3 separate regions of the Homo sapiens genome follow, and regions 2 and 3 are each linked to region 1. A link is a loop called in an ENCODE intact Hi-C map of the cell type or tissue named here. Cell type or tissue: PC-9. All regions are shown on one strand. Links, peaks and the distances in the headings refer to the core of each region. The heading gives the core; the rest is flanking DNA. Region 1 has its middle 200 kb from the start of CCSER2. Region 2 overlaps CCSER2 (coiled-coil serine rich protein 2). Region 3 overlaps CCSER2 (coiled-coil serine rich protein 2).

Region 1 (10,528 bases), core at 861-8,860:
CAAGTTCCTCATCTCCATCTGAGACCACCTCAGCCTGGACCTTATTGTCCATATCACCGTAAGCAATTTGGTCAAAGCCATTCAACAAGTCTCTAGGAAGTTCCAAACTTCCCCACATCTTCCTGTCTTCTGAGCCCTCCAAGTCTCTAGGAAGTTCCAAACTTCCCCACATTTTCCTGCCTTCTTCTGAGCCCTCCAAACTGTTCCAAGTTCTGCCTGTTACTCAGTTCCAAAGTTGCTTGCACATTTTCAGATATCTTTACGGCAGCATCCCACTCTCAGTACCAATTTACTGTATTAATCTGTTTTCATGCTGCTGATCAAGACATACCCAAAACTCGGTAATTTATATTAATGGACTCACAGTTCCACATACCTGAGGAAGCCTCACAATCGTGGCAGAAGGTGAAAGGCACATCTTACACAGTGGCAGACAAGAGAGAGAATGATCAGGGAAACTCCCCTTTATAAAACCATAGATCACGTGAGACTTATTCACTACCATGAAAACAGCACAGGAAAGACCTGCTCCCACGATTCAATTATCTCCCACTGGGTCCCTCCCAGAACACATGGGAATTATGGGAGCTAACATTCAAGATGAGATTTGGGTGGGGACACAGCCAAACCATATCGTAAGCACAGTAAGTCTCAGGATACAGGATCAGTATACAAAAATCAATTGCACTTCTATGTATAAACAATGAACAATCTGAAAAAGATATTAAGGATACAATTCCTTGCACAACAGCAACAAAAAATAAAATACTTAGGAATAAATTTAACAAAAGAAGTATAAGATTTTTACACTGAAAATTATAAAACATTGCTGAGGGAAATTTTAAAAATCTATATAATTTTAGAGACATTTCATGTTCATGGATCGGAAAATTCAGTGTTGACAAGATGACTATTCTTCCCAAACTGAATAGTTTCCATGCAATTCCTATCAAAATTCCAGCATGCATTTTTGCAGAACTTAACAATATGATCCTAAAATTTATATGGACTTATAAAAGACCATGAATAGCCAAATAAATTTTGAAAAAGAAGAGCAAATTTGGAGGACTTTAATTTCCTAACTTCAAAACTTACTGTAAAGCTATAATACAATTATGAAGACAGTGTGGTCTGGTATGAGAACAGATGTATGGATCCACAGAACAGAGCTGACCATCCAGACAATAAATTCTTTTATTTACATTCAATTTACTTTCAACAAAAGTGCCAAGAGAGTGCCTTGGGTAAAGGATAGCCCTATTAACCAATAGTGGTGAGACAATTTGGTATCCACATGCAAAAAGATGAGCTTTAACCCCCACCTCATTCCATACACAAAAATTAACTCAAAGTGGATCACAGACTTACACGTAAGAGCTAAAACAATATGACTTTTAGAAGATGACATAGGAGAAAACCCTCAAGGCCTTGGGCAAGGCAAAAATTTCTTAGATATAACACCAAAAGCAAAAAACAAAAGAAAAAAATTGATAAATTTGACTTCATCAAAATCAAAAAACTCTTATGCCCCAAAAGACATAGACAAACAACAGACTGAGAAAATATCTGCACAACACGTATCTGATAGTGACTTGTATCTAGAATATACAAAGAATGCTCATACTTGATAAGCAAGCCCATCAAAAACCATGGACAAAGATTTAAATGGATATTTCACCAAAGAAGGTGTATGAATGTCTAATAAGCAAAGCACATGAAAAGATGCTCATTGTATTAGTCATTAGGAAAACACAAAGCAAAAGCACAATGAGACACCATTTCACATGCAGCACAATGGCTATAATAAAATATACAGTAACAAATGTCAAGAATGTGGAGAAATGGGAACACTTATACATCGCTACTAGGGACATAAAATGGTGAAGCCAACTTGAAAAACAGTTTGGCAGCTTCTTAACAAGTTATACATCAATTTTTCATATGATCCAGCAAATTCCACTCTTAGGTATCTACCCAAGAGAAACAAAAATATATTGAAATGGCCTCATTTTCTGGGGTGCCACCTGAAGTTCTTTGTCTCACAGCCGAGGAAATCAAGGACACATACATGCCAAGGGTGAGGTTACAGCAGAAGTTTAATAAGGGAAAGAAAGAGAGAAAGCTCTCTGCCACAGAGAGGGGTCCTAAAAAAGGGTTGCTGTTTCACAGCTGAGTACAGAGGCTTTAAAAGAAACCAATGAGAGCTGCATGTCTCATTTGCATAAGGCATGTATTTCTGGTAGCTCCACCCCATCCTCCTGAGAGACAGGACTACCTGGATTTCCTAGGCCGATTAAGAATCCCTAAGCCTAGCTGGGAAGGTGACCACATCCGCCTTTAAACAAGGGTCTTGCAACTTAGCTCGTACTCGACCAATCAGGTAGTAAAGAGAGCTCACTAAAATGCTAATCAGGCAAAAACAGAAGGTAAAGAAATAGCCAATCTTCTATCGCCTCAGAGCACAGCGGGAGGGACAATGATTGGGATATAAACCAGGCATTCGAGCCAGCAATGGCTACCCACTTTGGGTCCCCTCCCTTTGTATGGGAGCTCTGTTTTCACCCTATTAAATCTTGCAACTGCACGCTGTTTTGGTCCATGTTTGTTATGGCTCGAGCTGAGCTTTCGCTTGCCATCCACAACTGCCATTTGCCACCATTGCAGACCCGCCGCTGACTTCCACCCCTCTGGATCTGGCAGGGTGTCCGCTGTGCTCCTGATCCAGTGAGGCGCCCATTGCTGCTCCCGATTGGGCTAAAGACTTGCCATTGTTCCTGCATGGCTAAGTGCCTGGGTTTGTCCTAATCGAGCTAAACACTAGTCGCTGGATGCCACGGTTCTCTTCCATGACCCATGGCTTCTAATAGAGCTATAACATTCACCACATGGCCCAAGATTCCATTCCTTGGAATCCGTGAGGCCAAGAACCCCAGGTCAGAGAATAAGAGGCTTGCTGCCATCTTGGAAGTGGCCTGCCACCATCTTGGGAGCTCTGGGAGCAAGGTCCCCCCACAGTAACATTTTGACAACCATGTAAGGACCTCCAAAGCGGTGAGTAACATTGGACCACTTTCACTTGCTATTCTGTACTATCCTTCCTTAGAACTGGAGGAAAATATCAGGCACCCATCAGCCTGTTAAAAACGATTAGCGTGGCCGTGGGACTTAAGACTCAGGTGTGAGGCTGTCTGGGGAAGGGCTTTCTAACAACCCCCAACCCTTCTGGGTTGGGAGTGTTGGTCTGCCTAAAACCAGCTTCCACTTTCAATTTTCCTGGGGAAGCCAAGGGCCGACTAGAGGCAGAAAGCTGTCGTTCTGAACTCCCGGCATTAACCAGTTGAGATCATGGTGCAGCCAGAAGTCTCTATTCAACAGTCGCCCATGTGTGCGCCCCTACCTTTCCTTCTGACCCATACCTCCTGGGTCCCAACCACAACTTTCTTGAAAGTGTAGCCCCAAAATTCTCCTTACCTCTGAATCTACTTCCTCCAATCCCTGCCTCCTAGGTAATAATGGTTCAGACTTTCATTTCCTCTAGCAAGTTGTATTTCCAAAGGGATCTAAGGAAGCTCTACTCTGCATCCATAGGCCCCTAGGCTATGAACCCAGAGAGTCTTGTCCCTGTTGTCCCTCCCAATTTAGGCATACAGCTCTCAACATAGGCAGTTATATGGGACCTGTTCCCCACCACCCTTGCCAGGCCCCCATGTTTGTAAAGGGCTAGGAGAAAAGAGAGAGAGAGAGAGAGAGACAGAGGGGAGAGAGAGAGAGAGACAAGGAGGGAGTCAAAGAGAGAAAGAAAGAGAAAGATAGAAGTAGTAAAGAAAAAAGTGTGCCCTATTCCTTTAAAAGCCAGAGTAAATTTAAAACTTATAATTGATAATTGAAGGTCTTCTCCATGACCCTATAACACTCCAATACTACCTTGTTGTCAGTGAAAACAAGGGCATAGCCTGAAAACACTGAGACCACTGACAACCCGTAGCCTTCCTATCAAAAATCCTTAACCCAGTAACCCGCGGATGACCCAAATGCATTCAGTCTGTAGCAGCAACCGCTTTGCTAACAGAAGAAAGTAGAAAAATAACTTTTAGAGGAAACCTCATTGTGAGCACACCTCACCAGTTCAGAATTATCCTTAGTCAAAAAAGCAAAAAGGTAGCTTACTAACTCAAATCTTAAAGTATGAGGCTATTCTGTTAGAAAAAGGTGACTTAACATTAACCACTGAAAATTCCCTTAACCCAGCAGGTTTCCTAACAGGAGATTTAAATATTAATTACTAATCAAAGGTCTGACCAGACCTAGGAGGAACTCCCTTCAGGACAAGGATAGATGGTTCCTCCCAGGTGATTGAGAAAAAAAAACCACAATGGATATTCAGTAATTGATAGGGAGACTCTTGTGGAAGCAGAGTTAGAAGAATTGCCTAATAATTGGTCTCCTCAAATGTTAGAGCTGTTTGCACTCAGCCAAGTCTTAAAGTACTTACAGAATCAAAAAACTCTATCTCAATCCTGACTCAAAAGGTTACCTACACCCTCTCTGAAACGAATTTGCACAAGAACTGTTGTTTATGGGAATGCATCCTGATGGGGCAACTGGGTTGTTATGAAATACTCAGGAACCCAGCCCTGCTCTAGGACTCATCCCTGAGCACAAAGGCAATGTTGGGCACACTGGTAAAGGACCATTCGAATCCAGCAGCCCAGACCCCTTTCTTTGTGGTCAAGAAATGTGGGAAAAAGGATGCAGGACTGCTACGTCGGTGAGCGTAACTAATCTGATAAGCAGAGGTCCATGGGTGATTATGCACCCTGGAAAGGAATAAGCATTAGGACCATAGAGGACGCTCTAGGACTAATGCTCATCAGGAAATGACTAGGGGTGCTGGCCTCCCAAGGTTGTCTTTTTTTTTCAGATGGGAAACATTCCCCCCAAGACAAAAACTACCCTAAGATGTATTCTGGAGAATTCAGCCTGGTCAGAGTGTATGTACCTTTTTCCCTGTCAGACTTGAAGCAAATTAAAATAGACCCAGGTAAATTCTCAGATAACTCTGATGGCTATATTGATGTTTTATAACGGTTAGGACAATCATCCTTTAATCTGACATGGAGAGATATAATGTTACTGCTAGATCAGACACTAACCCCAAATGAGAGAAGTGCCACCATAACTGCAGCCCGAGAGTTCAGCGATCTCTGGTATCTCAGTCAGATCAATGATAGAACGACAACAGAGGAAAGAGAACAATTCCCCACAGGCCAGCAGGCAGTTCCCAGTGTAGACCCTCATTGGGATGCAGAATTAGAACATGGAGATTGGTGCTGCAGACATTTACTAACTTGCGTGCTAGAAGGACTAAAGAAAACTAAGCAGCAGCCTATAAATTATTCAATGATGTCCACTATAACACAGGGAAAGGAAGAAAATCCTACTGCCTTTCTGGAGAGACTAAGGGAGGCATTGAGGAAGCATACCTCTTTGTCACCTGACTCTATTGAAGGCCAACTAATCTTAAAGGATAAATTTATCACTCAGTCAGCTGCAGACATTAAAAAAAAAACTTCAAAAGTCTACCTTAGGCCTGGAGCAAAACTTAGAAACCCTATTAAACTTGGCAACCTCGGTTTTTTATAATAGAGATCAGGAGGAACAGGTAGAACTGGACAAACGAGATAAGAAAAAGGCCACTGCTTTAGTCATGGCCCTCAGGCAAGCAGACTTTGGAGGCTCTGGAACACAGAAAGTCTGGGCAAATCGAATGCCTAATAGGGCTTGCTTCCAGTATGGTCTACAAGGACACTAAAAAAGATTGTCTGAATAGACATAAGCCGCCCCCTCATCCATGCCCCTTATGTCAAGGGAATCACTGGAAGGCCCACTGCCCCGGGGGACAAAGGTCCTCTGAGTCAGAAGCCACTAACCAGATGATCCAGCAGCAGGACTGAGGGTGCCGGGGGCAAGTGCCAGCCCATGCCATCACCCTCACAGAGCCCCCGGGTATGTTTGACCATTAAGGGCCAGGAGGTTAACTGTCTCCTGGACACTGGCGCGGCCTTCTCAGTCTTTCTCTCCTGTCCTGGACAACTGTCCTCCAGATCTGTCACTATCCGAGGGGTCCTAGGACAGGCAGTCACTAGATACTTCTCCCAGCCACTAAGTTGTGACTGGGGAACTTTACTGTTTTCACATGCCTTTCTAATTATGCCTGAAAGCCCCACTCCTTTGTTAGGGAGAGACATACTAGCAAAAGCAGGGGCCATTATACACTAGAATTAGGAGAAGGAAAAAGGGTAAATATATATATACAGACTCTAAGTATGCTTACCTAGTCCTCCATGCCCACGCAGCAATATGGAGAGAAAGGGAATTCCTAACTTCCAAAGGAACACCTATCACACATCAGGAAGCCATTAGGAGATTATTATTGGCTGTACAGAAACCTAAAGAGGTGGCAGTCTTACACTACCAGGCTCATCGGAAAGGAAAGGGAAATAGAAGGGAACAGCCAAGCAGATATTGAAGCCAAAGGAGCCTCAAGGTGAGACCCTCCGTTAGAAATGCTTATAGAAGGACCACTAGTATGGGGTAATCCCCTCTGGGAAACCAAGCCCCAGTACTCAGCAGAAGAAATAGAATGGGGAACCTCACAAGGACATAGTTTCCTCCCCTTAGGATGGCTAGCCACTGAAAAGGAAAAAATACTTTTGCTTATAGTTAACCAATGGAAATTACTTAAAATCCTTCACCAAACCTTTCACTTAGGCATTGATAGCACCCATCAGAGGGCCAAATCATTATTTACTGGACCAGGCCTTTTCAAAACTATCAAGTAGACAGTCAGGGCCTGTGAAGCATGCCAAAGAAATAATCCCCTGCACTTCAGGCCATACACTTCAATCCCTGTATCTTTAACCTCCTTGTTAAGTTTGTCTCTTCCAGAATGGAAACTGTAAAACTATAAATGGTTCTTCAAATGGAACCCCAGATGCAGTCCATAACTAAGATCTACTGCAGACCCCTGGACTGGCCTTCTAGCCCATGCTCCAATGTTAATGACATCGAAGGCACCCCTCCCAAGGAAATCTCAACTGCACAACTCCTACTATGCCCCAATTCAGCAGGAAGCAGTTAGAGTGGTCGTCGGCCAACCTCCCCAACAGCACTTGGGTTTTCTTGTTGAGAGGGGGTACTGAGAGACAGGACTAGCTGGATTTCCTAGGCCAACTAAGAATCCCTAAGCCTAGCTGGGAAGGTGACTGCATCCACCTTTAAACAAAGGGCTTGCAACTTAATTCACACTTGACCAATCATGTAGTAAAGAGAGCTCACTAAAATGCTGATTAGGCAAAAACAGAAGGTAAAGAAATAGCCAATCATCTATCGCCTCAGAGCACAGCGGGAGGGACAATGATCGGGATATAAACCCAGCATTCGAGCTGGCAACGGCTACCCCATTTGGGTCCCCTCCCTTTGTATGGGAGCTCTGTTTTCACTCTTAAATCTTGCAACTGCACACTGTTTTGGTCCATGTTTGTGTTACAGCTCGAGCTGAGCTTTTGCTCACCATCCACCACTGCTGTTTGCCGCCCTCGCATACCCGCCGCTGACTTCCACCCCTCCGGATCTGGCAGGGTGTCCGCTGTGCTCCCGATCCAGTGAGGCACCCATTGCCACTCCCGATCAGGCTAAAGGCTTGCCATTGTTCCTCCATGGCTAAGTGCCCAGGTTTGTCCTAATCGAGCTGAACCCTAGTCGCTGGGTTCCACAGTTCTCTGCCGTGACCCACGGCTTCTAATAGAGCTATAACACTCACTGCATGGCCCAAGATTCCATTCCTTGGAATCCATGAGGCCAAGAATCCCAGGTCAGAGAACAAGAGGCTTGCCGCTATCTTGGTAGCGGCCTGCCACCATCTTGAGAGCTCTGGGAGCAAGGACCCCCTGGTAACACTCCTAATGTGCATGTGGGTCCTTAGCTTGAGTTACTCCACATTGTTTTGTTCCCCTTACTGTGCACGTGTCAGGGGACAGAATTTTCCATTGCAGGCATGTCTAGACAAATCTCCTGTATAGCCGCTCTTATCTGTGAGGCTGTGGGCATGTCTCAGGCTAGCCCCACTGTGCAAGGTCTCTTATCTGTGCCTGCAGGCTGTTCTTTTGTCTGAAAGAACTCAACCCAGGACCCCCCTTAATTGCCTGCCTGATGGGTTTCTTCCTTCCTCCTCTCTCAATATGTCCAAAGACTTACACATAAACGTTGCTAGCAGTAGTATTCATAATTGCCAAAAATTAGAAACAATGTAAATGTCTACAAACTGGTGAATGAATAGACAAAATAAAGTATGCTCATATAATGGAATATTATTCAACAATAAAAATGATGTGATTCATGCTATGATTTTTGGTGAACTTCAAAATTGTTATGCTAAGTGGAAGAAAGCAGACACAGAGAATACATCTGATATGATTTTATTTATGTGAAAGGTCCAGAAAAAGCAAATAAATAGAGACAAAAAGTAGATGATGCTTGGCTTAATCAAGAGGGGGCAGAGATTAACAGTTGGGGTAATGGAAATATTCTAATATTCTAAATGGCAAAGGTTGCACACTTGGTAAACTTACTAAAAAATCTTTTTTTTTTTTTTTTGAGACAGGGTCTCACTTTGTCACCCAGGCTGGAGTGCAGTGGTGTAATCACAGCTCACTGCAGCCTTGACCTCCTGGGCTCAAGTGATCCTCCCACCTCAGGCTGTCAAGTAGCTGAGACCACAGGTGCATGTCACCCCAGGCTCAGCTAATTTTTTTATTATAAAAAATCTCTTAATTGTATACTTGGAATAAATTATATATGTAAAATGTGCTTCAATAAAGTAATGACTCTTCAAACAAACAAACAAACAAAAAACAGTAAAATGAGACCACACAGCTTTTGAAAACTAACCTACTTGAAAAAAAATGGTTTGGCAAGCACAGTGGCTCATGCTGTAATCTCAGCATTTTGGGAGGCCAAAGTGGGTGGATCACCTGAGGTCAGGAGTACAAAGCCAGCCTGGCCAACATGGTAAAACCCCAGTCTCTACAAAAAAAAAAAAAAAAAAAAAATTAGCCAGGAGTGGTGGCGGGCGCCTGTAATCCCAGCTACTCAGGAGGCTGAGGCAGGAGAATCCCTTGAACCCGGGATGTGGAGGTTGCAGTGAGCCAAGATCGCACCACTGCACTCAAGCCTGGGTGATAGAGTGAGACTCCATCTCAAAAAAATAAAATAAAATAAACATTTAAAAAATGGCTTATCATCTCACCAGTGAGTGTTGAGTGGGGATGGGGATGGGGTGGCTTACAGGGCCTGATGCCTTATGCAAAGATGTGTCTTCAAATGTAATTTATAATGTGTAATGCAAAGGACTGAGGGAAACTGGGCAAAATTCTTTTGACTATTGGGAATACTCAGAAGCGGGAGTGACAGAGCACAGACAACATGGATTAAAAGATGCTAAGAAGAGTGTTCCCATCTTGCCTGCTCTAAGGCAGAAGAGGATAAAGAGCAGCTTCCCCCGCAGCCCAAATCCCTGTGCACAGAGCCTGACCTGGCCAGCACAAGTCTCTGCTCTCCCCTCCAGCCTGGCAGAGAGCCAGACAGTGAATGTACACGGTGCATAAAACACTTGCCTTTGATGTTCTGAGGTTGTCACAGGGCGGGGGGTTGGGAGGGGCTGCGGGGAGGGCAGTATTCAGAAGAAAAGAAAAAAAAATCCCATTTTCTCAGGCAGAGAAAAATGGTCACATAACTTTGCAGTTAAAAGTTATTAGAAAAGTGGTGGTGAAGTGTGGTTACAGAAAATTAAATATTGATAAAAAGAGAAAAGTAGTTGTTGTGGGAAAAATTTTACTTCTTTGTACAAAAGAAGTCAATACCTGCTTGGATTTTAACACAGTTGCTTGCTTTAGGATTCCTTTTCCTGTCCTATTTCTTTCATGCAGTCTTGTGTGTTTGCTCCTTAAGGAAGGAAGCTCTGACCAGGCCTTGTGCTGCTGAGAGCTGGGCAACTGGACTCTAGTAGGCTTTCCCCACTCACCCCAAACCAGAGTAGCACTGGCTTAGCTTTAAGGAAACCATAAGTAAACGTTATAATTAAAGGTTAAGGTCTCCTTCCGTGGCTCGAAACCAGTGAGCAGAATTAGATGGCCTGTTCTTTAGCTCATCCCAGCCTGGGAGGCAGGAGGCAGCAGAGCAGTGGCTGAACAAACCAGAGGAATCCTCAATCCTGTAACTAGTGTGTGGGGCAAAGCCCTGGGATCTGTCTTTTCTGGTTTCCAGCACCACAAGCCATGCTATAAAAATGTGTTCAATGCAATTTGCATTCCGTCACACTACGCACTAAGGTCCAGTTAATATACTAAGAGTTGACATCCCACAGCAAACAGCCCTCATGCAGCAGGACGCTGGAAAGGACTTGTCAGTCTATAAAGATTTTGTTTAGGGCACTCCTATTTGGGATGGTGTAGACGGAACTGATGACTAA
Region 2 (10,528 bases), core at 627-8,626, 190 kb after region 1:
ATTATTTGCTCATGAAAAGAAATATTTAATAAATATGAATTTCCTAAGACTTTAGGATATGACTGTGTTTAAGAACACTATTCGAATTGCTTATGTATATTCTGTACAAATTGAATGGCGTAAATTCCCAACCAAATGGGTCAATCAAAACTGGGTCAACATTGGATAATTATTTGCTTTACTCATTCATTCAACAAAAAATTTATTGAGTGTCTATAAGTGGGGGCAAGAGAGCAACCTGTCACGAAAACAAACAGTAAAATACAGCAAATACTATAACAAAAAAACCTCATAATGTTAACAGGAACACAAGTAACAGAATATAATGAAGGACAGATGGAAGAGGCATAATGAACATATGTCTAGCAGCTTTCCTGGAAGAAGAGGCATCTATGTTGGGCTCTTAAAAAGATAAAGTGATGGCCAGGTGCAGTGGCTCACACCTGTAATCCCAGCACTTTGGGAGGCCGAGGCAGGAGGATCACCTGAGGTCAGGAATTCAAGACCAGCCTGGCCAACATAGTGAAACCCCGCCTCTGCTAAAAATATAAAAAATTAGCCGGGCGTGGTGGCATGCACCTGTAATCCCAGCTACTCGGGAAGCTGAGTCAGGAGAATTGCTTGAACCTGGGAGGCGGAGGCTGCTGTGAGCAGAGATTGTGCCTTTGCACTCCAGACTGGGCGACAAGAGTGAAACTCCGTCTCAAAAAAATAAAAAAATAAAAAAGATAAAGTGATTTAATGAGAAGGCTGAGAAGATGAATGGTATTCTACAAAAAAAGAAATAGTGGCCAGGCACGGTAGCTCATGCCTGTAATCCCAGCACTTTGGGAGGCCAAGGCGGGCATATCACCTGAGGTTGGGAGTTCGAGACCAGCCTGACCAACATGGAGAAACCTCGTCTCTACTAAAAATACAAAACCAGCCAGGCGTGGTGGCGCATGCCTGTAATCCCAGCTACTTGGGAGGCTGAGGCAGGATAATCACTTGAACCCGGGAGACAGAGGTTGCGGTGAGCCAAGATCACGCCATTGCACTCCAGCCTGGGCAACAAGAGTAAAACTCCGTCTCAAAAAATAAAAAATAAATTTAAAAAAAAAAAAAGTAATAGTATGTGCAAAAGCAGAGAGATGTCAAAGCATTTCTCATTTTCATGGAATCTCCTCTTGGAGTACTATCTGTATGCTAATAAAAAATCTGATCTTTACTCTGTAGTCCTATGGTAAGAAACATCACATGTGCATTAGAATCCCCTGGAGAGGCTGGGCACAGTGGCTCACGCCTATAATTCCAGCACTTTGGGAGGCCAAGGTGGGAAAATTGCTTGACACTAGGAGTTCAAGACCAGCCTGGCCAACACAGCAAGACACCCTAGGGAGCACTCCAGATCCCCTAAAGCATGTGCAGGCAAAAGGTAGGTAAACAGGCAAAAAAAAAAACAAAAAAAAAAGAAAAGAAAAGAAAAAATTAACTTCTGTAGAGAATAGGGAGCCACAGAAGATTTTTTTTTAGCAAAAACAGAACCTGGTCAGATCTGTGTTTCGGAAATCCAAAACTTGGGGCATGGATCAGTGGCTAAGGGAAGAAAATCTGGAGAAAGACCAATGAAGAGGGTTAAGAAGCAACTGTAATGATGCTCCAACACTAAATATTGACTACTATTTACTTAAACATAAATGAACCACGAAAAGAGGCATATAAAGTGCTATAACTGTAATATGTGCTTTCAACACAGTTTCTGAATTCATCTCAAACATCAACTCAATAATCATAAGCAGTTACAGTAAAATGAGATCAGGTACATTAGGAAAAAAAGGGGTGGTAGAGAAGAGTAGCTGTCAAAATTTCCCTGGAAAAGTTGCTCATTTGTTCTGCAATTTAACTTTTATTTTTAAAAAGGTAAAACTACCATAACAAATAGGTTGCTAAATCAAAATTTTGAAGCTACTACAAGGCAAGCACTGCACAAAACTGCAGTACAGTCCATCATGATGATGATGATGGACCTTGAGTGCACAGATGAGGATAAAGTTAATTTCATTTACGTTTCAACGACGTAGATCCTGCATTTTTTTTCTCTGTTGAAACATTTTGTTAACTACATATATTTGTATTGTGAAAGTAAAAACTTGGGACCCTAATTTCACTATGCCAAAAGAAAAAAAAGTAAGCTGGAAGCTGAGTCACAAAAGAAGCTGCTTTTCCTTTTGTTTTTTGTTGGGGTTTTTTTGGTTTGTTGTTTTTGGGGTTTTTTTTTGTTTTTTTTTTTTTTAAGTTTTTCTTTGGAGTTTCTGTCTTGTTGCCCAGGCTGGAGTGCAATGACGTGATCTCGGCTCACTGCAACCTCTGCCTCCCGGGTTCAAGCAATTCTCCTGCCTCAACTCAGCTTCCCAAGTAGCTGGGATTACAGGCATGCACCACCATGCCCGGCTAATTCTGTATTTTAGTAGAGATGGGGTTTCACCATGTTGGTCATGCTGGTCTCGAACTCCTGACCTCAGGTGATCCAACTGCCTCAGCCTCCCAAAGTACTGAGATTACAGGCTGAGCCACCGTGCCCAGCCCCCTCTCCTTTTGTTTCTAAGCTGATAGCTACAGATAAAAAGTTAAATGTGTCCACGGGTAACTACTCAGTGTTCACCTTAACAAATACATAACCAACTATTCCCCTACCTGCTCCTTTTCCTTCGCAACATGTGGATTCAGTAATGTGATAATACCCTCTCTCCTGCCCCTCCAGCCTGCTTTTTCCATTTAAATACCGAAGCCCTCAAAATCATCTTTGGAGAAAGACAGACTTGTCTCCCTGGCATGCATCCTTAACCTTGGCAAAATAAACTTCTAAATTGATTGAGACCTGTCTCAGATACTTTTTGGTTTACAGTATGTAAATAAGAATACAAAAAAAGAAGAGCATCCATCTTTTAAAAAACAATTCCTTGACTGGACATCCCCTCCAGCTACCACCCTGTTATTTAGCTTTACTTTACAGCATACTCCTTGAAGAAACTGTCTATCCCAGCAGTCTACAATTCCTTTCCTCCAATTCTCTCTTAAGCCCACTCCAATCAAGTCTTCACTTCCACCACTAAACCAGAAACAACTTGTTAAGGTCACCAATGATTTTCATATTGCTTTATCTTAGTCCTCAATCTAATAGCATCTGACACAGCTGATTACTCACTCGCTCCTTCTTACAACATTTCACTTGGCTTCACTGATACAACTCAGTCTTAATTCTCTTCCTTCTTTATAGGCGTGCGGCTTCTTGGTCTCCTCTGCTAGTTTCTCTCCCTCTGAAAACATTACAGGATCCCAAGGCTAACTTGTGGGACTTCTCCAGCCACATTCACTCCCTAAATTATTTTAATCCATTCTCGAGGCATTACATACTATCTCTCTGCTAATAACTGCAAATTTATATATCTCTAACCCAGACCTCTGCTGTGAACTGCAGACTTGTGCATACCCAGCTCTCTTCACCATATCTCCACTCAGATTACTAACTTAAAATGTCCAAAACTGAACTCGTTACTTCCCCCGCTAAAACCCTGCTTCTTCTGCGCTCTTACCCATCTCAGGAAATGTTAACTCCATTTGTCCAGTTTTTCAGGCCAAACTCAGCCCACATTCAATCCATCATTAAATTGTTGGCTCTGGCTTCAAAATGTATACAAAATGTGGGCACTTCTCCCAATCCCTGCCTAAAATCATCATCTCCCACTTAGGATTACTGCTGCGCCTGCTAAATAATCTCATTATGCGCCACCCCTACATAGCAGCTGAGAGTTCTACTTATAACAAGTCAAAACTCTGGTGGCTCCCCACCTTTTAAAAGCCAGTCTCACTGGCCTACAATGCCATATATGATCAGGCATATCCCCCCAACCCAACCCACCTCTCTGACCTCATCTACCAATCATTTCCCCTCAATGCCTGCACTGGCCTACTTGCCACTCCTAGAACAGGTCAAGCAAGCTTCAGCCACAGGATCTTTGTATTCCAGTTCTATCTTCATCAAGTACTCTCTCTCTCCTAATATCTGCATAGATCACATTCTTTCTTCAAGATCTCTGTTCAAATACTAGTTTTTATTACAGCCTTCCCTAACCACCTTAGATAAAACAGCAGCATCACCCTCACATGTTCTTTTCACCTCTTCCTGCTTTTTCTCCACAGCAATGTAATAGATGACATATTACACATATACTTATTTTCTGTATCTTGTCATTAGAATGTAAGCTCCACAAAGGCAGAAAATTTGTTTTGTTGACTGAACTATTCCTAGCAAGTGCTCGGAATACATTTCTTGAATGAATGAATGAGAAAAATCCAGACTGAGAATCTATTCTCTAAGCCAGGATTGAAGGAATTTAGAATGTAAAACATCTCAAGTCCTGGAAAAACATGACTGCAAGAAAGGCCACAACAATGGCCAAGTCTACATCTCTAGCTAGTACCAATAATAAATAAAGGTTGACAAGCCATACCATACTACTCCTAAAATGAGGAAAATATACCTGAGAAAAAATTTTAAATAAGGAAAAGAAACAAAACAAAACAGAAAGATGGCCATCCCTGCCTCCCCACCCCGAAAAGAAATATCACCTGGATGTTTCCTATAAAGTGGCCTACCAACTCTGACCAAAATATCATCAAGTCCATTCTACAGACTTAAATAGCTATTATGAATAGTCCCTGTTTTTCTAAGCTAAGATCTTCAGAGAAAATTATTATATAACTCCCAACCCTAACACTGGCTGCCAAGAGATAATGGTCAGAGAAAGCTCTCAAATTGCCCTAAAGCACTCAGGCTGCAACGAAATATCATTAATATGATGACAACAACAATTCAAAGTACCTTCTGGTATCTGTCTTGCTTCTTTGTCCCTAGCGTATTCACTAGGGCCTTCGTCATCAAAGGTTTTGCAATCTTGACATGGGGGCAGTGTTGGGGAGGAGGGTAGGCAACTCAAAAAAACAGGACTGGAATTTAATTTTGCATTTTAAAGAAAAGCAGGGCCAGTTGTGGTGGCTCACACCTGTAATCCCAGCACTTTGGGAGGTAAAAGCAGGAGGGTCATTTGAGCCCAGGAGTTTCAGCCCAGCCTGGGTAACATGGGGAGACCCTGTCTCTATGGAAAATTTTTAAAATTAGCCAGGCATGGTGGTACATGCCTGTAGTCCCAGCTACAGGTTGAGTACAGGTTGGGAAGCCAAGGCAGGAGGATAGCTAGAGCCCAGGAGGTCAAGGCTGCAGTGAGCCATGATGACACCACTGCACTCCAGCCTGGGTCCAGAGACCCTGTCTCAAAAAAAAAAAAAAAAAAAAAAAGAGAGAGAGAGAAGTAGAATGCTGGGGAACAGAAAACACTTGCTCAGATACAAGATGTCACTGGGCTTTTCAATACCAGGCACCAAAAGAGAGATCACAGAAGGACCAAAACCCTGAGATGCCCATCGTTCCTCAGCTAAAGAGCCATGCCTTGCATTTCTATTCTCACACACAGAACTCAAGATACAGGGTAGGAGACCATGCCAAAGTGAACAGCTGGGAGCAGCGATGGCAGGGAGGAGAGCAGTAACAACTACCATAACAAAGGGAAGGAAGGAGTAATCCCTCATGCTTTTTCTCTTTTCCCTTTCCCACTGTCCTTATCAAGGACAGAAACAGGGTAGATGAAAACAGGAGAAGGCAGAGAACAGAGGGTAAGGATGGCCTGAAGCAAATGGTTGTAGAAAAAAATCAATAGCAAATTCCTTTACCAAGTAACTCTTTGAAAAACAGACATATGAAGTAAGTTAGGAGCTGACCAAGAAAATTTAAAACAAGCCCCTGTCTTACGTAGCTATAAAGTACAAAGAAAACAGAGATTCTTAATTATTTGGAATAATCTGTGGCATTTTTAAGACCAACAGTCTTCAAAGATGATCCAACTATACTGAAACTAAGCTACTGATCAACTTGAAAAAATAAACAGGTAAAAAACTTCAGTGCTCATGGATCCAACCTTTAAGAATCCTCTGGCTTCCCAATGGCTCCAAACCTTAATATAATCAACCAGAAGTCTTTAAAGGTAGAGAAGTAACTCTAGGACATTCCAAACCAATCAACTCATCAGAGAAGAGCTAAAAACTCAGAAATTACATCTCACATACTATGATTGGTCAATTCACTTAAAAAGAAAGGACTGTTCTCATTGGTTGATCTCAATAGGCTGAATCACACCCCAGCATCAGCACCTGTAGCAAGCAGAAGTCAGAAGCCAAAGAGGCAGAAAGCCATCAGATACTCAGAGAAAACTTAAGTAGTCAATAACAACGGAAAGACAAGTTCACCCTATACAACCACAATCAGCTTATGACAGCAGGGCACACCAACCACAACTGTTTGTAGCCTGAGGTGGCAGCATTCTACATGCTCATGTCTGTGCTAATACTTCCCTACCCCTCTGCCTCCTCCCTGATGGCTCTTCCCCCATCCTCCCTGACAGCTGTCACATTCTAGAGCTACTCTTCCTCCACCCACTCTTTCATTTTGGTAATTTGGTGTTTCCCAGTTCAGTCTCTTGACCTTTCTGTATTATTTCATCCTATATTCACTCATTCCTCTACTCAGTCCCTATCTTTGACAAGCACACAATCCAGTGGGGGAGACAGATATGTTACTAGAATAGGTACAATACATCACAGTCAACGCTGTGAAAGAAATATAACAAAGTGCTGTGAGCACATATTCATCTGTCATTACCCCACTCAATGTCTTCCAAATCAATACACTGCCTTCCCACTCTGTTGTGTATCAGTTACTAATTCCTATATATTTCCAAAATATCCCGATCTCCACTTCCACCTCAAGGTTTAGCCTTCATTTCTCACATGAATATTTCAACCACTTCCTATTATAAACATAATTCAATATATAGCCACATTGTCACATGAGCAATCTCCCTAAAAGAGATAACATACCATATCATCCCCTTGCTTTGCAACACCTAATCTTTCCAATGTCTAAGAAATGAAGTCCAAATCCTTGGCATGGATAATAAGATAATACTTTTGAAATAGCATCTTTTAAAAGCAGGCTGACTGAGTTCCAGTTCCAATGCTTACTACCTATGTTATCCTTGGCAGGTCACAGTCTCTATATTTTCATATCCACAAAATGAGGATACTAAAAGAACCTACCTCCTAGGGTTGCTGTGAAGATTAGGTAAGAAACTCCATGCCAAGAACCAGCAAAACACCCAGCACTCAATGTTAACTATTATCCTGGGATGTCTCATCTATCTAGAATGGGAGTAACCTGCTCCCCAGTGGGAGCAGATTACTAAGGTTTCCTTTCATATATTTTAGAATGATTAGCAATAAGAGTTAAAGACAACCCTCTGGTTAATCTTGAACAGACAAAAATTTCAATTAACCAATATATTGCTGTCATAAAAATGTTAGTTTAACTAAAACTTACCATAATTTATTAAAAAACAAGTACACATTTGTATTAAAGTTAGGTTATTTTGTTTTCCTATTTAAGTTCAGAAAAAAGAATGAAAACATAATAATGTAGTTTTCTATAATATAAAATACACATAAATGAAATTTTATCTCAGTTGTATATTAACTTTCCAAATATATATACATAACAAAATGAATTCTAGAAGCTTAAGAAAATAAAAGTATGCATCAAACAGGTACATGGCATTCATTCTCAAAAAACACAATCAAAGGACAAAAATCACTGACTTTTTTCTTTTATCTTTTTTCTTTAAAATAGAGATGGGGGTCTCACTATGTTAACAGCCCAGGCTGGTCTTGAACTCCTAGGCTCAAGCGATTCTCCCGCCTCACCCTCCCAAAGTGCTGAGATTACAGGTGTGATCCACCACACCCAGCCACACTGATTTTTTAAAAAAATATATAATATAGGGATTACCCCATCTCTATTAAAAATACAAAAATTAGGCAGGCGTGGTGGCGCGTGCCTGTAGTCCCAGCTACTGGGGAGGCTGAGGCAAGAGAATCGCTTGAACCCAGGAGGCAGAGGTTGCAGTGAGCCGAGATGGCACCGCTGCACTCCAGCCTGGCAACAGAGCAAGACTCTGTCTCAAAAAAAAAAAAAAAAAAAAATATATATATATATATATATATATAAAAAAATAAATTTAATAATATAAAATCTATAAAGCCTACAATAAGAAAAAATAGATCAGAAATGTTTTTCAAGAGATTAATATATTTATGATGTTAGTGCTAATGAAAATTGGTGAGAAGATTCCAATAAATTTATGGACGATGGACAAATAAAGGAGAAAATAAAACTAGAAGAATACTGCATTTGCTTGTCTATTATGGACTATGATGTTAAACTGCAAGGAACCTTATCCTCATTTTTAAAAAACAAACTTTTAAAAGCAAAAACCTATAAAGTATGATAGAAATGGTCAACCAAACTCTACTGGAGTCTGTAAATCAATATCTTTTAGAAGTAAATCTAGTAATATTTTTCAGAATTAACAAAACCTTCATACCCTCTGACTTTGTAATACTGCTCCTGGGCCTTTAGCCCAAAGGGAAGAAGCAAAATGATAAACAGCTATATACTAACGGCATTATCTGCAAAATAGTAAACAATCTAGATGTCCAATTATTAAGAAATGACATTGTAACACTGTATAATCATCTAAAGGTATAAAAACTATAGCAAAAATAAAACATCAAATATGAAAGCAAATATTAAGCATTATGTGTATGCTTTATCATATAAAACCACTGATATGACAAGAAATAAGAAGAAAAATTAAGTTTGTTTTGATTTTTAAAATTTCTTTGACCATTGTTTGTAAGATAAAAAGCCTTTTGGAATTGGTCAGGCCCACACCACTAAGTACACATTTCAACTTTTTAGAGACAGCCACAATCATCAATTTTTTCCCCCAAAATCCTATCACATAGGAGTAAGATAGGCTCCTCTCACAGACAAGCCACACAAGTAATTTTAGCCATGCTATTAGCCAGCTGCAACCTTCTTATATTAAAATCTCATTGTACCATCAAAACTTAACTGTATGTGAGATGTCCATATGGTGATCAGAAGCCACTTGTTATGGGGCATCTGGAGAGAGCGCCCCAAGCACTGAAGTTAAAACTATCTGGCTGAGAGGAATAGTGAAGGTTAGGTTTCTCCCATATCCCCAAATGAATTATCATGTTTCTCAGCCACAAGGGTTCTAAGTCCCTAGGAGTGGCAGCCATGTATTCAAAGAGGGAGAAAGTGCAAGCAGATTTGCACTCCCTCTGAAAAACTGGCAGCTCCTTCATTTCACCCCAAAGCACCATGGAGTAGTGAAAAACACACAATGATGAGGTCAGGAGATATGAGATGTAGGTGAGCCTAAGCAATCTCAAACAAGTTGTCTTTTTAGGCTGAGTTGTTTAACCGTAAAATTTTTAAAGTTGAACCAAATAATCTGTTAATTCTTTCAAGTTCAATATTCTATTGACCCTTTTTTCAGAACACATCCAAGTCGCTCACAACTCCCATTCAAATTGTAAAACAATTAAGATTTAGAATTAGGAGACTGGGGGCAAAAGTGAAATACACAGATGGTCAAAAGACCTGGACTGTAATCCCCGCCATCCCTTTCTACCTGCGTGACTTTGCGCCTCAAAATAAAGTTGTAGGACCAATGAAGCAGCAATCTTTATTGGTCATGCCCTTTTTATTCCTGTATCATAAAATGGATTTTTTTTAACATAACTGGGGTTTCATTCCTAACCAGCCTACAATCCCAGCACTTTGGGAGGCCGAGGTGGGCGGATCACGAGGTCAGGAGTTTGAGACCAGTCTGGCCAACATACTGAAACCCGTCTCTACTAAAAAAAAATTAGCCAGGTGTGGTGGTGTGTGCCTATAATTCCAGCTACTCAGGAGGCTGAGGCAAGAGAATCGCATGAACCCAGGAAGCAGAAGTTGCAGTGAGCCGAGATGAGGCCATTGCACTCCAGCCCAGGCCACAGTGCAAGACTCTGTCTCAAAAAACACAAAAGAAACCCCAAAACCTGGTGGAGACAGACACATAAACAAATCATTAACTACCAGTTGACAAATACTAACTGGAGAGTGTACGAATCAGTTAAGACAAGAGGGATGAAATGTCTAGACAAGCCTCAGAAGTGCTACTTTCGTAAGGTCTTCAAGGGCAAGTTGTTTACTAGGTAGAGAATTCTCAACAAAGAACACTGAAAAACCACAGAGGAAGATGTCATCTTCAGAGAACTGCAACAGTCTTATATAGAGAGGGCAGGCATAATGGTAGAAGATGACACTAGAATGGAGACAAATACCGCTAATCATGAAGGACTTTGAATTTTATCGATATAGACTATGGAGAGTCACTGAAGGACTTGTAAATATGGATTCAAAGTCCCTTCCTCCAAAATAGTCAAAGGAGTTGAGTCAAAGCAACAAAAAATGCAGGTCTGAATGTGGAAAGGTAGAATTTTTACAGAATTCTTAATAGAGACTTTC
Region 3 (10,528 bases), core at 701-8,700, 99 kb after region 1:
TTATTTTCAGAAAATAAAAGGAGACTATGAAGATAGGAGGGAGCGGGAACACGGGACAGAAAGATAATGAAGATTTTAATCTCAGAATTTGAGATTTCAGATTCTGAGAAGATGATGCAGTTTCCACATTAAAAAATAAATCTCAGAATGGGAGGTAAAATCACTTTCTAAGACTAAAGACACAAATCCAGGGGCAAATGTGTAAGAAGGGTAATAAAAAATAAGAGATGAAGGGGGAATTACTGGCCATAATCCCCCACATTAAGTTGATACATTTGTACCTCTGTATAAATTTTAACATTCATGAATTTCTAACAGAAACTCCGGTAGTGAAAGCAACATGAAGACTGCAAAGCTGCTGTGGCATGAACACACTAGAATGCTAGTAGCCATGTGTTAGTGAAGTGAGATCTTATGTGGCCGATCATAGCCCAGGCAGGCAGGTAAATATGAAGAAATGAACCATTAGAGATATGGGTGAAGGCAAAAATGAGTTCAGTGGTTTCAAAGGCATGAGAATGAAAGCCCACTGTCTCCAATATTATCTAACCTTGCTCTTTAAGTGCTGCCAATAAAATCAACAAGATAAAAAAAAAGATGCAAACTAGAGAAAAGAATCTTGAAGAGATAACCGTCTTTACCCACTTAAACTGAATTCACATACAGTAGCAGAACCTGATATTAAACCCACAAGCATACAAATCATTGTTGCATAATTATTTAATGCAGTTTTAAAGGAATTTCTCCAAATTCTATGGCTACACCCATATACTTACAAATAACTTTATTCTTCCCACTCCCAACAGAACTTCTTGATTACTAAGATGTGTGATTTCATGCTAATCTAAAAGTTTGTGATTTATAGGTTAGACTGGCAAGTGCAGATGTTTGTATATCTGTGTGTGTATACTTGTGTATGTGTGTGTGTGTGTGTATGTGTGTGGGGTGGGGAGATTTTTCTTCTTCATTTCTTATGTAACCTGAGTCACAGTTTTGATTTCATAAAATCATTAGTGTTTCATCACCATTAATAAAAACTTTATACTAAAAGTTAAATGTACGTATTTTTATGTTTGTGGTAACATTTTAAGACAATCCCAATCAAAATTTCAGCAAGTTATTTTGAGGATATCGGCAAGGTGATTCTAAATTCTTTATTAGAACAGGCAAAAGACCCAAAATATCCGAAACAATATTGAAGAAGAAGAAAGTCGAAGGCCTAACACTACTCAACTTCAAGACTTACTATACAAAGCTACAGTCATCAAAATGGCATGTGTGGTATTGGCAAAAGAACCGACATATCAACTGAATACAATAGAGAGCTCAGAAATAGACCCACATATACACAGTCAATTGATCTTCGACAAAGGAGCAAAGGCAATTCAAAACAGAGTATAAAAGATAGTCTTTTCAACAAATGAGACTAGAAATGGACATCTACAAACAAAAAGAATGACTTTAAATCTTTCACAAAAATTAAGTCAAAATGGATCAAAGGCCTAAATGCAAAATGCGAAACTATAAAATTCCTATAATATGAAAAGGGAGAAAATCCAGGTGACCTTGGATTTGGCAATGAGTTTTTTGGATATAACATGAAAAGTGCAACCCAAGAAAGAAAAAATGGATGTTGAAAATGTTAAAAATTTTTGAAAATCTGTCCTGCAAAAAGTACTATCAAGAGAATAAGCCACCGACTGGAAAAAATTATTTGCAAAACATATATCTGATAAAGGATTGGTATCTAAAATATACAAAGAACTCTTAAAACTCAACAAGAGAATAAACAACCCAATTTTAAAATGGGCAAATAGCTAGAGGCCATTATTCTAAGCGAATTAACGCTGGAAGAGAAAACCAAATACCACATGTTCTCACTTATAAGTGGGAGCTAAACATTGTACTCACAGACATAACAATGGTAACACAGACGCTGGGGACTACTAGACAGGGGAGGGAAAGAGGAGCAAGGGCTGAAAAATTGTTGGGTACTATGCTCACTACCTGGGTGATGGGATCATCTGTATCCCAAACCTCAGTATCACATAATATATCCATGTATATGTGATACAAACCTGCGTATGTACCCACTGAATCTAAAGTAAAAGTTGAAATTATAAAAAATAAAATAAAAATAAGCAAAGATCTGAACAGACACATCACCAAAGAAGATATACAGATGGCAAATAAGCATGTGAGAAAATGTTCAACATCATTTATCATTAGGGAACTGCAAATTAAAACAACATTGAAATACCACTACATACCTAATAGTTAATGTCCAAAGCATAGTACCAAATGCTGATGAGGATATGGAGCAGCAACAGAAGTTCTCATTCATTGCTGGTGGAAACGCAAAAGGGTAAAGCAACTTTGGAAGACAGTTTGGCAGTTTCCTACCAAATTAAACATATGCTTCCCATATGACCCAGCAATAGTGCTCCTTGATATTTACCAAAATGAGGTGAAAAATGTACGCCCGTGCAAAAATCTGTATATAAATGTTTACAGCAGTTTTATTAATAATTGTTAAAACTTGGAAGCAACCAAGATGTTTTTCAGTAAGTAAATGAATAAACAAACTGTAGTACAGCCATACAACAAAATATTATTCAGTAATTTTTTTTGAGACAGGGTCTCTCTCTGTTGTCCAGGCTGGAGAGTGGGGTGATCTCGGCTCACTGCAGCCTCAACCTCCTGGGCTCAAGTGATCCCCCCACCTCAGCCTCCCAAGTAGATGGGACTATAGACACGTGCCACCACGCCCAGCTAATTTTTTTGATTTTTTTGTCAAAACGAGGACTCAATATGTGCCCAGGCTGTTCCTGAACTCCTGAACTCAAGCTATCCTCCTGCCTTGGCCTCTCAAAGTGCTGAGACTGCAGGCATGAGCCACTGCACCTGGCTAATTTTTTTTTTTAAATGAGATGCCACAAAAATATATAGAGGAACCTTACATGTATTTTGGTAAGTGAAAGAAGCCAATCTGAAAAGACTATCTACTATCTGATTATAGCTCTCTGGCATTCTGGAAAAGGCAAAACTGTAGAAACAGCAAAAAGATCAGTATTTACCAGGAGTTCAGGAAAAGAAGGGAGGGATGAATAAGTGGAACACACAGAATTTGAAGGGTAGTGAAACTATTCTGTATGATACTGTAATGGTATGGCATTATACATTTGTCAAGGCCCATAGGATATACAAAACAGAGTGAACCCTAATATAAACTATGAATTTTAGTTAATAATAAAATATCAATATTGACTCATCAATTATAATACAATCATGCAAGATGTTAATCATAGGAGAAACTGTATCTAATGGAAGGTGAGAAAGCATATGAGAACTCTATTTTTGCTCAATTTTTCTGTAAACCCAAAGCTGCTCTAAAAAATAAAATCTATTAGTTAAAAGGAAAGAAAGAAAAATAAAGCATGACAAATGAAGAGAAACACTGCCAGAATAACAGAGATTTCTAAAACTCCATTCCTCCATTAAAGCACTAAGAACACTGGCAAATTTGTCAAAATCAACTTTTTCAGAACTCTAGAAATCAGCCAAATGCTTGCAACAACTAAGGAGCATTTAATCAATAAAAACTGCTGAATCTCAAAGAAACAGCAAGCTCTGTGGCATTTTAATTTATCCAATAGCCACACCCATCTCCTTACCTTTGTGGTAGCTTGAGAACCAAAAGCATTACAACAAGCATGGCAGCTATGAAATCCAGCAGTCACTAGAGATTGGGGGACAAAATGGGTTTAGAACTCTCCAAAAAGCACCACTCCCAAAGAACTGCTATGATTTGATCTCCCTGGCCGCTCCCTAGAAAAAGCCCATTCTCAGGAGTTGGTTTGAGCTGATTCAAAGCTTGTTCGGTAATTCCCTTATCCCTAGTGCACTGCTTAAAATCTCAGCTGCCTGAAATGGCAATATCAATTGGGACAAACAAGAAGCTGACCAAAAATCATAAAAGGAAAACCTGAGGAAAGAAATGTCCACAAGAGGCTTTGAAATGCTCCAATATAGTCTTGGGAATAGAGAAGAACATATACATGTATAGGCTGTGTATGTACATGCCAAGGAAATACCAGAGAATCCCCTAATCTTCCACCTTTGGCTGACTTTGAAACTCTAAACAAGCAGGAAGTGAAGGCCAAGGCAGAGCTGCAAACTACTTACAGGACTGCAGGTGTGCCTAAGCTGCAAACTACTTACAGGGACTGCAGGTGTGCCTAAGCAAACACACAGAGCCCCCTGGTGGAGGCTGGGAGACTTACTAGTTCAAGGCATTCAATGAAATCTCCATCCAACCATTAGCTGACCACTAATCAAACCAAGCAAAGACGTCAAATATTTTTTTAAAATACAGACTTTTTACAGAATCTGTCTAGAAAAGTCAGTAAACAACCACAAAAAAACACAACAACAAATCCTGGCCAGGGAGAAATCTGATTTAAGTAGTTTTCACATTATTTGTATTTTTTTTTTTTCAAATTTTTTGTGACAAGCAAGGAATGATGCTCATACATTCCCGTAGTTAAGTGGCCAGAGCGAAGTGGGGAGGGGCAGAAAGAACGTAACTAATGACCAAACATGTCCCAAATTTGATGAAAAACATTAATCTGTATATCTAGGAGGCTCAACAAACTACAGATATGATAAACTAAAAGAGAGGCGCATTATAATTTAACTGTTGAAAGCCAAAGAAAAAGTGAAAATCCTTAATGCAGAAAAAAAGCTGGGGGGGGTGGTGGTGGCAGGGCGGGGGGACTCATCATGTGGAAGACACGCTCAGTAACATTAACAGCCGATTTCTCATCAGAAAGCATGGGAGTTGAAATATTACAAGGAACACTGCCAACCAAGAAGTCTACATCTGGCAAAACTATCCTTCAAAATAAAAGAGAAATTAAGACATTCCCAGATAAACAAAAACAGAGAATTTATTGCTAACACACCTTCCCTACAATATATAGTGAAGTTGGAGACTTGAACACCTCACTTTCAATAATGGACAGAACAATTAGAGATATATGAGAAGCAGAAGATTTAAGCAACATTATAAACCAACAAGACCAAAAAGACATCTACAGAATATCTATAAAAATTAAATTAGCAATCCAAAAAACTGCCACAAAGAAAAGCCCAGGCCCAAATAACTCCACTGGTCAATACTACAAAACATTCAAAGAAGAATTCACAAAAATCCTTCACAAACTCTTCCCAAAAGTAGAAGTGAAAGGAATACTTCCCAATTCAATCTGTGTGGTCCTGATATCAAAACAAGACAAGGATATCTCAAGAAGAAAAACAAAACAAAACTACAGACCAGTATTTCTTAAGTGTGTATATATATATATATATATATATATATATACACATACACACACAAAAAAAATCTTCAACAAAATACTAGCAAACTGAATCACACAACATACCAACACAACACGCAACATACCAAAGTATTACTCCACATTAGTAGAATGAAAGCGGAAAAAAAAGATTATCTCCATAGACACAGAAAAAGTAATTGACAAAATCCAACACCCTTTCATGATAAAAACACTCAACTATCCATGAATGGAAGGGAACTTCAAACTGATAGAAAGTATCTTTTAAAATCCACAGCTAACATCACATTAACAATAAAATATTTAAAATATTTATTTTCCCCCCATATCAGAAACAAGACACACCTATTGGCTTTCACCACTTCTACTCAACAGAGGTTGTAGCCATAGCAATTATGCAAAAGATAAAAAGACATTTTTATCCAAAATGGAAAGGAAAAGGTAAAAACTATTTGCAGATAACATATCTTGTATATAGAAAATCCCACAGCTGGGGTGCCCAAGCCCCTAACCAGGGACCAGTACCAGTCTGTGGTCTGTTAGGAGCCAGGCCACACAGCAGGAGGTAAGCAGAGGGCATGCATGTAAGCATTCCTGCTTATCTGACAGGAGCTCCACCTCCTGTCGTATCAGCGGCAGCATTAGATTCTCATAGGAGCACGAACCCTATCGTGAGCTGCGCATGCAAGGGATCTAGGTTGAACACCCCTTATGAGAATCTAACTAATGCCTGATGATTTGAGGTGGAAGAGTTTCATCCCAATCCCAAAACCATCCCCCAACCTCCCACCCATGGCCTGTGGAAAATTTGTCTTCCAGGAGACTGGTCCTTGGTGCCAAAAAGGTTGGAGACCACTGTCCTACAGGACTAAGCAAACAGAGGGTTAAATGACTCATGTACATGAACACTGCAGCCACTCAGGACTGCAGCAAAGCTTATAATAAAGAGGGAAAGTGGGCTAAGGGCCAAGCCTTTTGTAAGCTCCAGGTAGGAACCAGTAAAGAAGAGTTGATACAGCCAAATGCCCTAAGTCTCAAAAAATGGGACTTACAATCACTTCCTTTAGAAGTGACAATGAGAAATGAGGACAAAAACCCCATCTCTAAACAGTGAAGTATTAGGGTGACTGGAAAATAAGAATCTTTGGTGTAAAAATGTTACTGGGGAAGTAGTATATTTGGGAAAGAGCTAGGTTTCAGTTATGATTAGGAGAATGTAGGTGAAGAGATGAAGAATGTGAGTTTGCTAGGATATGAGAGAATTCCAGATAGCATATCAAAAGGTGTAGAAAAAAAGGAGGTCTGGGCAGAAAAGAAGAGAGGAAGATTAGGCCAGGTAAAAAGACAGAGCAGTATTACGATGAGAACATGAGTGGATGTATTAGTTCTCAACCACCAGTCTTCCCAACACCCCTGAGTTACGGATAAGGCATGATCCTATAACTAATGACAATAATAACGGGAGTTAAGGGACAGAAGAAAGCGAAGCAATACTCAGGAAGTTTTAGAATGGAAACAGGACTTTTGCACATGCAATATTGAAAAGGCCCTGGGGCTAGTATACCCAAACCTTTCTAATATTAAGGCACAGAGAGAAATTAATAGTTTTAAGGTATGCTGGGGTAAGGCTCGTCTTAGAGGAGGTTTCTTTTTGTACCACCCATTCCATAACTTGCTGAGGTGGATGTAGGTGTCTCAAAACCAGCACCAACACCCCAAAGATTGAGAGTTTCAATAAACGGATCAATCTATAACCATTCACAACAAACCAGTGTACCTCAGCCCAATTGTTGGGAAGTTCTGTGCTAAGTCAGTCAAATTAGCAACCCCTAAGAATGCTGTGCATTTTTCCCTCCTCAGTAAGAATCACTCATGTGGATGATCCACACCATAGTCCCTTAAAATACACTAAGTAGAAGGGATTTGTGATCATATGTTTTGGAAAATGGCTACATATTATATTTTTTACCACCTTTTGCAAAATCACAGTACTATATTTATACACAAAAGCACAATTGAGTCCACCATTTAAAAAATGTTTATGATCTATTCATTCTCATACTAATTTGACCAGGGACCCTCTCTTTTCTTACAACTGCTGACATCCAAGGAACACAGTTGTTTGAAAATGTTGCTTAACTTTTCTGACAAATTAATTCAGGAAAAAAACACATCCTTTATCTTATGCGTACTGTATATGTTGTAATAAATCAAATTTTATTCTTTGCTTTTGCTGCAAAGAATCTTAGAATCAATTTTTTCCCTCACTTTAGGAACTACACAACACCATGTTTTTCTTCCATTATTTCTTTAAACCAATTGTACTATTTGTATTGTAAATGCACTCCAAAATGACCTGAAATCCCTGTGGAATGAGATAAGAAAGTGAAAAGGAAAAACTAATAACTTCCACAGAGTGCCTACTGTAAACTAGACACTACTCTAGGCACTTTTATCCCTGATTCTCAAACACTGAGATAAAGATATTATTAATTATGTTTTAAAGATAGTAAAGTGAAGCAGAGACGGTTTAAATAAATTATCTAAGCTTGCAAAGCTAATCTGCGCCAGGTCAGGTTTTGATTCCAGGTTTGAATGACTACGGAGCCTCATTACAAAATAAGATCTGACCAATTTAAAGACTATCCTCTACTTTGAAAAAGAAAAGACTAAATAGTACCTTCAGCACTAAACAGTACCTTCTTCTGTTTTTAATGGTACTTGTGGAATTTTTAAATTTTAACTTATTACATGAGCAAAAGACCAATCACTTGGCACTAATTTTAAATATTATTTGGAAAAACTAAGAAATTTAACACAGTTAACATTTAATCATTTCCAAATGACAGCTAGAAAATCATACCATAACTTGAAGTCCAAAAAGCAGATATAAATAGAGTATTTATATTTAAGATAAAACTAATGAAAAAATATTTGGGCCAAAAAGAACAAATTAGACATATTATTCCAATTAGTACCACATAAAACTTGAAGTGCTTTTTGGTGCCTCTAAAAACAAACCAGACAAAAACAGGTTTTTTGAGGGTTCTGGGAAAGGGAGAATTATAATTCAAAATCAGAGGACAGCAAATGAAATCTAAGTCAGAACAGTACTTACCTGCTCAAGTCACTTTTTCCATGGTGATGATAGTGGTCAGGGTGGCTGAGGTGGTAATGCTCCTGTCCACTCCACCTCTGGGGTGGCCTTTTCCAAAAACCTTCCTGAGGCTGCCGAACATTTCTGTCTGGTCGGTCAAAGCGGTTCATATTGTCACACTCCACTAGACAGATTCAAAAGCAAAAGACTATAAACATGTACATACTCCATAAAAGTTGACTCTTATAGCTTGATAATTAAATGCTGTAAATCAAATAAAAATAATAGTTTAAAAATATCAGCCATTTATGTTAATCACAATATCAAGATTTCTAAAAGCATAACCAGTTCTTCTGGTGAAAACTGAACTTAATATTATTCAAAATGAAGTAAATTATAATACTTTTACATTACAGTCATGTAAACAATTAACTGCCACACTGTTTTAAAACAGGCAAATTAACCTTGAAATCAACATTATACATTTTAAACACTCATAATCAGTTTTAGGTGGTTTTCATCACTGTCACAAGTTGGCTCTGATTTCAGAATGAAAATGACAGGAAACAGCAGATTTTTAAGAGAACTCATTCCTATAAAGGACTGCTACAATTAATTTTCACTGATCTCAAGAAGCACAAATTAACTTTTCATCACAAACAAATCACACTTTTAAAATTAAGCTCACATTTTCGGAAAGTAAGACGCTTCAATCTGCCTGCAGTAAGAGCTTGTTCAAAAAGTCTAAAATGCCACTGAAAACAAAGCCAGTAGTTTGCAGCAACAAACAGTACACTCCCTTAAACCCAAATACCACAAAAACACGAAAAGAATCTCTTTGAAACACCCCAAGCTTCTTCACTTACCCAAATACTTTTTCCTCACATATCTGAGCACTCACTAAGAGAGTTACTTTGCACAAGGGAGACATTGTGTTACCGGCTGCCTACTCAGACATAGTTGTACCCAAGGCACTGCTGAACAGGCCTTCCTTCCTGCTCAAAACCCAGCCCTCCCTGTGGGAAGCAAGCCCAGTTTGCCCTGTGACTCCATCTTCACTCAGTGCTTACATAGCTACTGACTTAGGACGGTTACTAAAAATACTGCTAAACACTAACCCAAGCCACAAAACAGGAAAGGTTTCTCTAGTCTGAGAACTACTACATGAGAAAGTTCAAGTCCTGCATGTTCAGAATTCCTTGTAATAAAAAGCTATAAAAATCAACATAATCCCCATTAAAAAAAAAAACCTCGCTTATTTAAATTACTGTTTCACTGAACCAAAAACCTGAATTTGAAACATGACGAGTGTTTCATTACAGTATACCAGATAAAAACAAACTTTGGCATTCCAAAAAAGGATATTGTAGTTTTAAAAGTATAGATGTTCAGTTCTCATATATACTGAATTCATTTTAATGTATTTCCTCTAAATGTATAACAATTTAAAACATTTTTAAAAGGACACTGAAATTTTGTTTATATTCATTATAGTCACCTTGAGGAAGAAGAAATATACATTTAATAATGTGAAAAAAGAATTTTTGTTCATGTTTTAAAAGAAGCCTTACATTTGAACTTATTTCAATTTGTTGTCATCTTACAGGAATAAACCAAGTTTTTTTTTTTTTTTAAGTTCAGTTATAGAAAACTTCACAAATAAAGGCATGGTGACCATTATGTCCAAAAATGTCAGAAGTAGAAAATAAGATAGCAAAAGAAAATTTAAAGTAATCATCTCGAGAAGGTTTTTCTTTTTGTTTGAGACAGGTTCTCAATCTGTCACCCAGGATAGAGTATAGTGGTGCAATCATAGCTCACTGTAACCCCAAACCCCTTAGCTCAAGTGATCCTTCCACCTCAACCTCCACAGCAGCTAGGACTACAGGCACAAGCCGCCATGGAGAGTCTTTTTTTTTTTTTTTTTTTTTTAAGAGATGGGGACTTGCTATGCTGGCCAGGCTGGTCTCAAAATCCTGGCCTCAAGGGATTCTTCCACCTCAGCTTCCCAAAGTGCTGGGCTTACAGGCATGAATCACCATGCCCAGGCTTCAAGATTTAAAATTGCTTTTAG

The links. Peaks named below come from ENCODE experiments on the same cell type or tissue, not always from the same donor. Only the 100,000 strongest peaks of a DNase experiment are listed, where the experiment ranks them.
Region 2: it touches region 1 in a loop (7-fold over the local background); 2 of 110 quality-filtered maps call a loop at or near these places.
Region 3: it touches region 1 in a loop (5-fold over the local background); 34 of 110 quality-filtered maps call a loop at or near these places.

What each region holds. Positions count from the first base shown.
Region 1 is chr10:84,522,801-84,533,328 of GRCh38, reverse strand. No RefSeq gene overlaps it. Among named protein-coding and RNA genes, the nearest start is that of CCSER2, 200 kb to the right of the region's middle. RefSeq lists enhancers at 7,207-7,706, 7,707-8,208. In PC-9, for the core only: no CTCF peak of the experiment used is centred there; DNase peaks (open chromatin) are centred at 1,818, 4,508 and 5,678; H3K4me3 peaks cover 595 bases; H3K27ac peaks cover 2,300 bases.
Region 2 is chr10:84,330,036-84,340,563 of GRCh38, reverse strand. The region is part of intron 1 of CCSER2 (coiled-coil serine rich protein 2); the gene reads right to left. Among named protein-coding and RNA genes, the nearest start is that of CCSER2, 6.7 kb to the right of the region's middle. RefSeq lists enhancers at 6,558-6,607, 9,955-10,034. In PC-9, for the core only: no CTCF peak of the experiment used is centred there; DNase peaks (open chromatin) are centred at 3,193 and 3,973; H3K27ac peaks cover 1,170 bases.
Region 3 is chr10:84,423,841-84,434,368 of GRCh38, reverse strand. CCSER2 (coiled-coil serine rich protein 2) reads right to left here. Exons shown (of 10, transcript NM_001284240.2): 5 at 8,476-8,638. Among named protein-coding and RNA genes, the nearest start is that of CCSER2, 100 kb to the right of the region's middle. In PC-9, for the core only: CTCF peaks have their summits at 4,042 and 4,242 (motif pointing left); a DNase peak (open chromatin) is centred at 4,238.